Linked DNA regions of Homo sapiens: region 2 is linked to region 1. The links are chromatin contacts, found by Hi-C in ENCODE. All regions are on one chromosome and are shown on one strand. Each heading gives the region's core, a stretch centred on a gene start or an enhancer-like site at or near the end of the contact. The rest is flanking DNA. Distances are from core to core; before and after follow the strand shown. Region 1 has its middle 18 kb from the start of PTTG1. Region 2 overlaps ATP10B (ATPase phospholipid transporting 10B (putative)).

The links. A loop is a pair of places that touch in the nucleus more often than their neighbours do. Pooled maps may share reads with other maps.
Region 2: a map of endothelial cell of umbilical vein shows a loop between it and region 1 (8-fold over the local background). The contact joins two enhancer-like sites. A Hi-C loop is called at or near these places in 4 of 168 maps with a recorded cell type or tissue (Caco-2, Calu3, endothelial cell of umbilical vein and 1 more), 10 of 37 single-sample maps with no recorded cell type and 7 of 50 pooled maps.

Annotation. Positions count from the first base shown.
Region 1 is chr5:160,437,812-160,441,027 of GRCh38, reverse strand. No RefSeq gene overlaps it. Among named protein-coding and RNA genes, the nearest start is that of PTTG1, 18 kb to the right of the region's middle. RefSeq lists a silencer at 2,088-2,147. Within about 2 kb of position 1,712, at least 23 of the 41 ENCODE cell types and tissues checked have a DNase peak (open chromatin) inside an H3K27ac peak, as active enhancers do.
Region 2 is chr5:160,627,334-160,630,568 of GRCh38, reverse strand. All of the region lies in intron 13 of ATP10B (ATPase phospholipid transporting 10B (putative)), which reads left to right. Among named protein-coding and RNA genes, the nearest start is that of MIR146A, 140 kb to the right of the region's middle. Within about 2 kb of position 1,392, at least 3 of the 41 ENCODE cell types and tissues checked have a DNase peak (open chromatin) inside an H3K27ac peak, as active enhancers do.

The DNA.
Region 1 (3,216 bases), core at 463-2,962:
TGATTTAAATCCAGGTCTCTTGGACTCCAGGGTCTAAGCTGCTGGCTCTTCCTGGAGGTTGAATTGCCTCTCAAGAGATGGGGGTGTCAGCTGGGATTTTGGAGAATCTGCAGCTTTCCGTGCCCCTTCAAAGGCTGTAGGCACACAAAAAGGAGGATGTCCTGCTAAGTACTGTATCTCCTTCCAATAAGAATCAGTACTTCAGAGAGTCTTAGACCATTAGATCCCAAAGAATTACAGCGATTATCTCCTCCTACCTCTTCATTTTATAGATGAGGACAGCAAGGCTCAGGGAGGGCAAGCAACCAGTGCAGAACACACAGCTAGCAAGCAGTCCCTCGACTCCAGCCCAGGAAGCCATCCACTGTCTCCACAGGGGGAGACACTGTGTCCACTGGTATATAGGAGATGATTTTACTGGTACACAGACAAAACTTTAAATAGTGTTGATCTTAAAATTGGATCTGCTATTCGATCCAGCAATCCCACTACTGGGTATCCACCCAAAGGAAAAGAAGTCATTACATGAAAATGACACACGCACACTCATGTTTATAGCATCACAATTCACAATTACAAAAATATGGAACCAACCTAAATGCCCACCAACCAACGAGTGGATAAAGAAAACGTGGTATATATACCCCGTGGAATACTACTCAGCCACAAAAAGGAATGAAATCATGGCATTCGCGGCAACCCGGATGGAGTTGGAAACTATTATCCTAAGTGAAGTAACTCAGGAATGGAAAACCAAATATCGTATGTTCTCACTTTTAAGTGGGAGCTAAGCTATGAGGATGCAAAGGCATAAGAATGATATAATGGACTTTAGGGACTCCGGGGGAAAGGGTGAGAGGGATGAGGGACAAAAGACGGGACATTGGGTACAGTGTACACTGCTCTGGTGATGGGCGCACGGAAATCTCAGAAATCACCACTAAAGAGCTTATCCATGTAACCAAATACCACCTGTTCCCCAAAAACTATTGAAATTAAAAAATAAAAATAAAATAATGTTGGTCGACATCATGAGAAAACCATTCCCTTTTCACTTCTCTTTTAGCCTCTCTGATTACTTTAAGGATAATCTCAATTCAGTGCTAATATATCTTTAACAGCTTTCCTTAAATATTTCTTTAAGAAACTCTTTTAAGAGAGAAAATGGATCCTTGGTGGGAAACCGCATCAGTATCAGCAAGAACTTAGTACCATTGCTTTTTTTCTTTTCGTCTTGGTTACCCTCCGATTATGTCAAATGATGCAAGTTTTCCATTGACACATTAAAGTTTCCGTTTAAATATATGTATTCATGTTAAAGAAAAATTGAATTGATTTAAAGAAAAATATTAAACGAATACTGCTCACTGACTATAATATAAAAAAATTTTTAAAGCAGTATCAATGAAAATAAACATATTACTTCCTAATCACTTTGTAAGCAAATCACTCAGTAAGGAAACTAAAATTTTAAAGCATCTGACTGTACTCATGGTGGGTACACGTGACTAGAAATCTATCACACTAACATGAGGGTCAGCTCCACGCTCTGTGACTTCTTCGCTTCACTCTCCACCACAACCCCCTGTGCCACTCCGGGGACCTCAGGAAGAGTCTAACGGGGCAATTCCAGTTGAAGGGGAAACAGCCAAAGCCACCACGGAGGGGGACTGTCTGTGCGAGCTGATCGCAGCAGGGAATGTGGTATGCCGCCCCCTGGTGGGCAGTTTCGAAATTAGCCCGGCACCTTTGTCCTCTGGTGTAGATAGACAAGCCTAATACTTGTAAGACATACTTTCCTAAAAGGAGAAGGTTTCCTTTGCATTGTATGTAAGCGGACATGTAAGCATAGGCACACACTGCCTGTGGATATCACTTCAGGGTAGTACAGGAGGTGTTACGAAATGTTTCATACAGAAAGGGGCTTTTATGTCTGATAAGGCTGAGAACTACTGTCCTAGAGCAGCAAGACCCGCCGCTCCCTGCTTGACTTAACAGCCAGGTGAGGCCAGCTTCTATGGAGACCGCTTCGTGGTACCAAGTGTGCCTTCTAGCTGGATGTTGCAAAAGTTACTTAACCAATCAGAGCCCAAGTTTCCAACCATCAATAATGAATGCTCACGCATACCCACACCCCATGGCGTTTCTCTGAGAGTCCAAAGGACGATGCGTGTGAGGCACTTAGCACTGATCTGGCAGCCAGTAAGTACTTATCAATGTCAGGTGGCGGTGGTAACAGCGCCCTCCCTTCCACCAACCTCTCCACCCCAGTTTTATTAAAAGAGGTCTGATGTAAAAGAAAAAAACAAGAAAAAAGGAAAAAGCAAAAAACAATCAGGATTTTCGGACAAAACTTACCACATCCATCAAGCTGAGGAATCCTAAAGACATCGAACCCCAACGTACCACCCATCTCAGCTGAAAGATCATTTCCAAATTAGAGGAAGCTGCGACTGACTGAGAAGGCAGGAGGTGCCCTCTAGTGGCATGGTTACATTAGCTTGGGAGGAAAGGTAGTGCAGTTCATTTTCAAAGGGAAGGACAAAACCAATTGTTAAACTGAGGCAGGAGGCAGTGATGCTTCAAAGATGCAAGTGGGAATTTACTGTCTGCTCTGTGGACCATCGAAGATGCCTTCAGGATCTGGCCTTAGCCAACGGCAAGTGGCATGCTGAAAGTCAGATCAGCTGGTCAAGGGTGGAACTGGGAACTGAACCCAAAGGTGCTAACTACAAATCCAGAAATCTCACCCTTGACAGCAAACCTCTTGCTAGTGGGAGCTGTGGCTTGTGTCATTTTACATCCTTCAAAGCAGCAACCACAGGGTTTTGTATACATAGATACAGTATTCAATAAATTACTTGATGAAATATTCATGAAATGATCGTTTATGAAATAATGAATAATGCATTATTTCATTTGTTGCTCACAATAACTGTGACATAGCCTAGTTTACTGATAAGGAAATTAAGTCTCTGGTCAAGTAACTTGCCTAAGATCACAAAGCCAGGTTTCAAACCAAGCATACTAACTCCAGAGCCTCGGTGCTTATCCACTAGACATGCAGTTCTCAAACTGTTTGGTCTCAGGATTCCTTTACAGTCTGGGTTTTGTTGTTGCTGTTTGTGGAGATGGTGTTTTACTATGCTCAAGCAATCCTCCCACTTCAGCCTCCCAAAGCACTGGGATTATAGATGCAAGCCACCTTGCCTGGCT
Region 2 (3,235 bases), core at 143-2,642, 190 kb before region 1:
ATTAGGCACAGATTCTGTGTGTCGTTGGCATCTTCCAGTTCTAGATACCACAGGCATCCCACATGCCTGAGTATGTCTCCCCCAGAAAATGAGCGGGAGAAAAAGGAAGCTTTCCTTTGTGGATCTCAGTTGGGTCACATCAATTCACTGCCCCTTGTTCAGTCTGACAAGTCTCAGCAGCCCAGAAAAACTGCATCCCTGGTCCAGGCAGTAAATCTTGGATGCAGGGCTTTTAGCTGATGGCCAGTGAGAGGGACACACTAACCCCAGAGCTATCTCCAGATCCTAGATGTCATCATCCTGCCCTGGCTGGCAGTCCCAAAGGCAAGTTCTGACTAAGTTCATTCAGGAGCAGTAAGGAAATTGACACGAGTTAAGTTCCAATTCTTGTTGCCTGGTGAAGGGAAGATGGTGATATGTTCTTTTTATGAACAGCTAAGTATACTCTTATGTAATAAGGTCACTTAAAAATCTGGGGTTAGTGGAACAATTGTATTTTTGAGTAGTTTTGAGGAAGGGCACTGGGCTAAGAGTTAGGAAATGGAGGTTCTGGTTTTAGTTCTGCTACTGGCTTGCTGGGTAACCTTAAGCAACATGTTAAACCTCCTTCTATGTCTCTTTCACCACCTGAAAATACTTTACTTACAATTCTCACCAGGCTGTTCTAAAGATCAAATAACATAATGTTTTGCTGACCTGCAGGCTAACTTCCAGCTATGAATTAGGCACACGTGGAGTCTAATGTGTCAGGTTTTCATCTCAGCTACCCCATGTACTAGCTCTGTGACTTTGGTGGGCTTACTGAAATGGAAGCCTCAACCTACCCATTGTTAAAATGAAGACAATTGTTCTGGCTCATGAGTTTATTTTGAGGATTTAATTCTTAAAATTGTGTGTTCTAGACAGATACCTAATGGAAGTTTTAAATGATCTTTCTAAAGGGAAGCTGTCTGCCTTGAACAAATGTTCACATATCTGATGTCATAAAGAGAAAATGGGGAGTTTCCATGAAATACAGTTGTTGAACTCTCTCCCCTGAGATCCTGGTATATTTGGTCTTGTGTGAGTCCTGAGCACTTATATTTTAATTTCTGATAATTCTAAGGAGCAGCCAAGATGGGGACCCTCCATAAGCAGGCCATCACCCCACCAGGAAAGAGTCTTCACTTGGCTCAAATTGGCACTTTCTACAGCTTGGGAGGCATTTGCTGAAGGGAGTGAAGTATGCAGCCTTTAAGGACTCTTGTGCTAACCCATCAAATACATCTAGCTGGTGTCAGATCCTTGAAGCCGTCCCTAGAGAGCTCCTGTGGCAGCCCCAGGTGGCTGTCTCGGTGCCCACCCCCACCCACTCCTGACAGACTCTCTGCACTTGTCCCCTTCCACCTGCCTTCTGTGCCTTCCTGCACCTGCCCATCTGGCACCCAATCTGTTCTGATCATCTCTTGGAATCACCAGTTCTTTACCTTCCCTTAGTGAACTCAGTCAAAATTTGCCTCTGAAACCTCCAGGGAGCATTCTACCACCTTCTAAAGAAGCCAGTTGTTGGCTTCCTTGGCCCTTTGCTCTAAATCAAAAATAACAATCGACAAAAACAGCAACAACAAAAGCTGTTTTTTTTTCTTTTATGACAAAAAAAAACAAGAAACCATCAGTGATTGTCACCTAATTGCCTGCAATAAAATCTGTGGCTTTAAGGTGGGGGTAATATACTTATAAAAATGGTGAGTTGAGTCCCAAGCCAATGTTTAATAGTACTGGCAGATGGAAAATGAAATGGGTTTTTTTTCTCCTTGTCTGTACGCAGCCAAGATTTCAGCAGAGAGTCTTTGTGTAAAAATGCCACTTGCAGAATGTTTTTCAGTGCCATCAGACCACAGAATATCTTCCTAATCATAAAATTTGTATTGGGGCCAGTTAGGCTCCTCCAAACTTCCACACTGCTTTCCTTTGTGGACATCCCCCCCGCCACCCCACCCTTCTGAAGAGAATGCAACAGAGAGGAGCGAAGGAGGTGTCATTGGACCTCTGCCTCCTTTCACTAATCTTGGTCTGCCTTTCTTTCTTTGGAAGAGATTTATGCAGCACTCCCAGTCTGCTCCAAATCGGTGGGACAGCCCACATACACACACTCCCACTGTAAGGTTAGATAAGAGTCCTGATTTAATTAGCCAAGTACACAGAATCTTTCTGGAAGTGATGTGATCACACAGGGCAGGAAGCAGTGAAGCCTATCTGTACTCCCCTTGTTCCCCAGTGTCTCAAATCGGGGTGGGGGGACCCAGCCTCAGTGACACTGTTCACAAGAGGTGGGAACTGACAAGATCTGGAAAACTCCCTTCTTGCTTCACCACTGAGTTTTTTTCTTTGGGCTTATGCCCCGTTTGGGAAAAGCTTCCCCTAACAATCCATGTGTTCCTATTTAAGTGAGCATTTACTAACATTGGACTTTCCCAGTTCTTGATTCAAACTAAATGTCATTAAGGCCAGAGCCTTAGACAGGACAAAACCATCACTGCCCTAAACAGTGTTAGCCTCCAGCTCCCCAGCAACCAGGAAAATGTTGCCATAATAGTCATAGCCCACAGGGTTACATAATTGAAAGGAACCAAAAGCTGATGGTGGAAAGTAAGTGTCCCTCCCTCCTCTCTTCCCACCACCTCAGGCACAACAACGATTAGCAGCTTCTGTGTGTCCTTCCCAAAGGTGCACAGAAACAGACAAGTATGGCATATACACAAGCACATCCTTCACAAGTGGAAGCATACCGTTCCCACTGTTTAGGACTGTGCTTTTTTAACCTAATGAATTTTAAAGAATATTTCCTATGTGTAGACAGACAGGTAGACATTCAATAGAGAGCTGCCTCATCTTTTATTTTTTTTAATGACTGCTAGAATTCGTTGGATGGTTGAGCCATCATCTGTTTATATATGTGTTTGAGTTTCTCTACAGTATTCTTAGAGCATAATTGCTAAATTGGCCAGTATGTGCATTTTTTTATTCTGGTTGATTCTTCCCAAGACGTTGTACCAGTTGAGACACTCACCAACAACAAACAGAAGGGCCTGCTTCTTCCCACCTCTGCCAGTGTCTACATTTCTTTAGAAGAGCCTTTCATTTATTGGGTCAGTCAACAAACATTCAGTAAGCATCTACTCTGTGGCATATACTGTCCTAGAGACTAGGGACATAAAGTCTAATAGAACATTGCTCCTGCTTTCAGGATTTTACA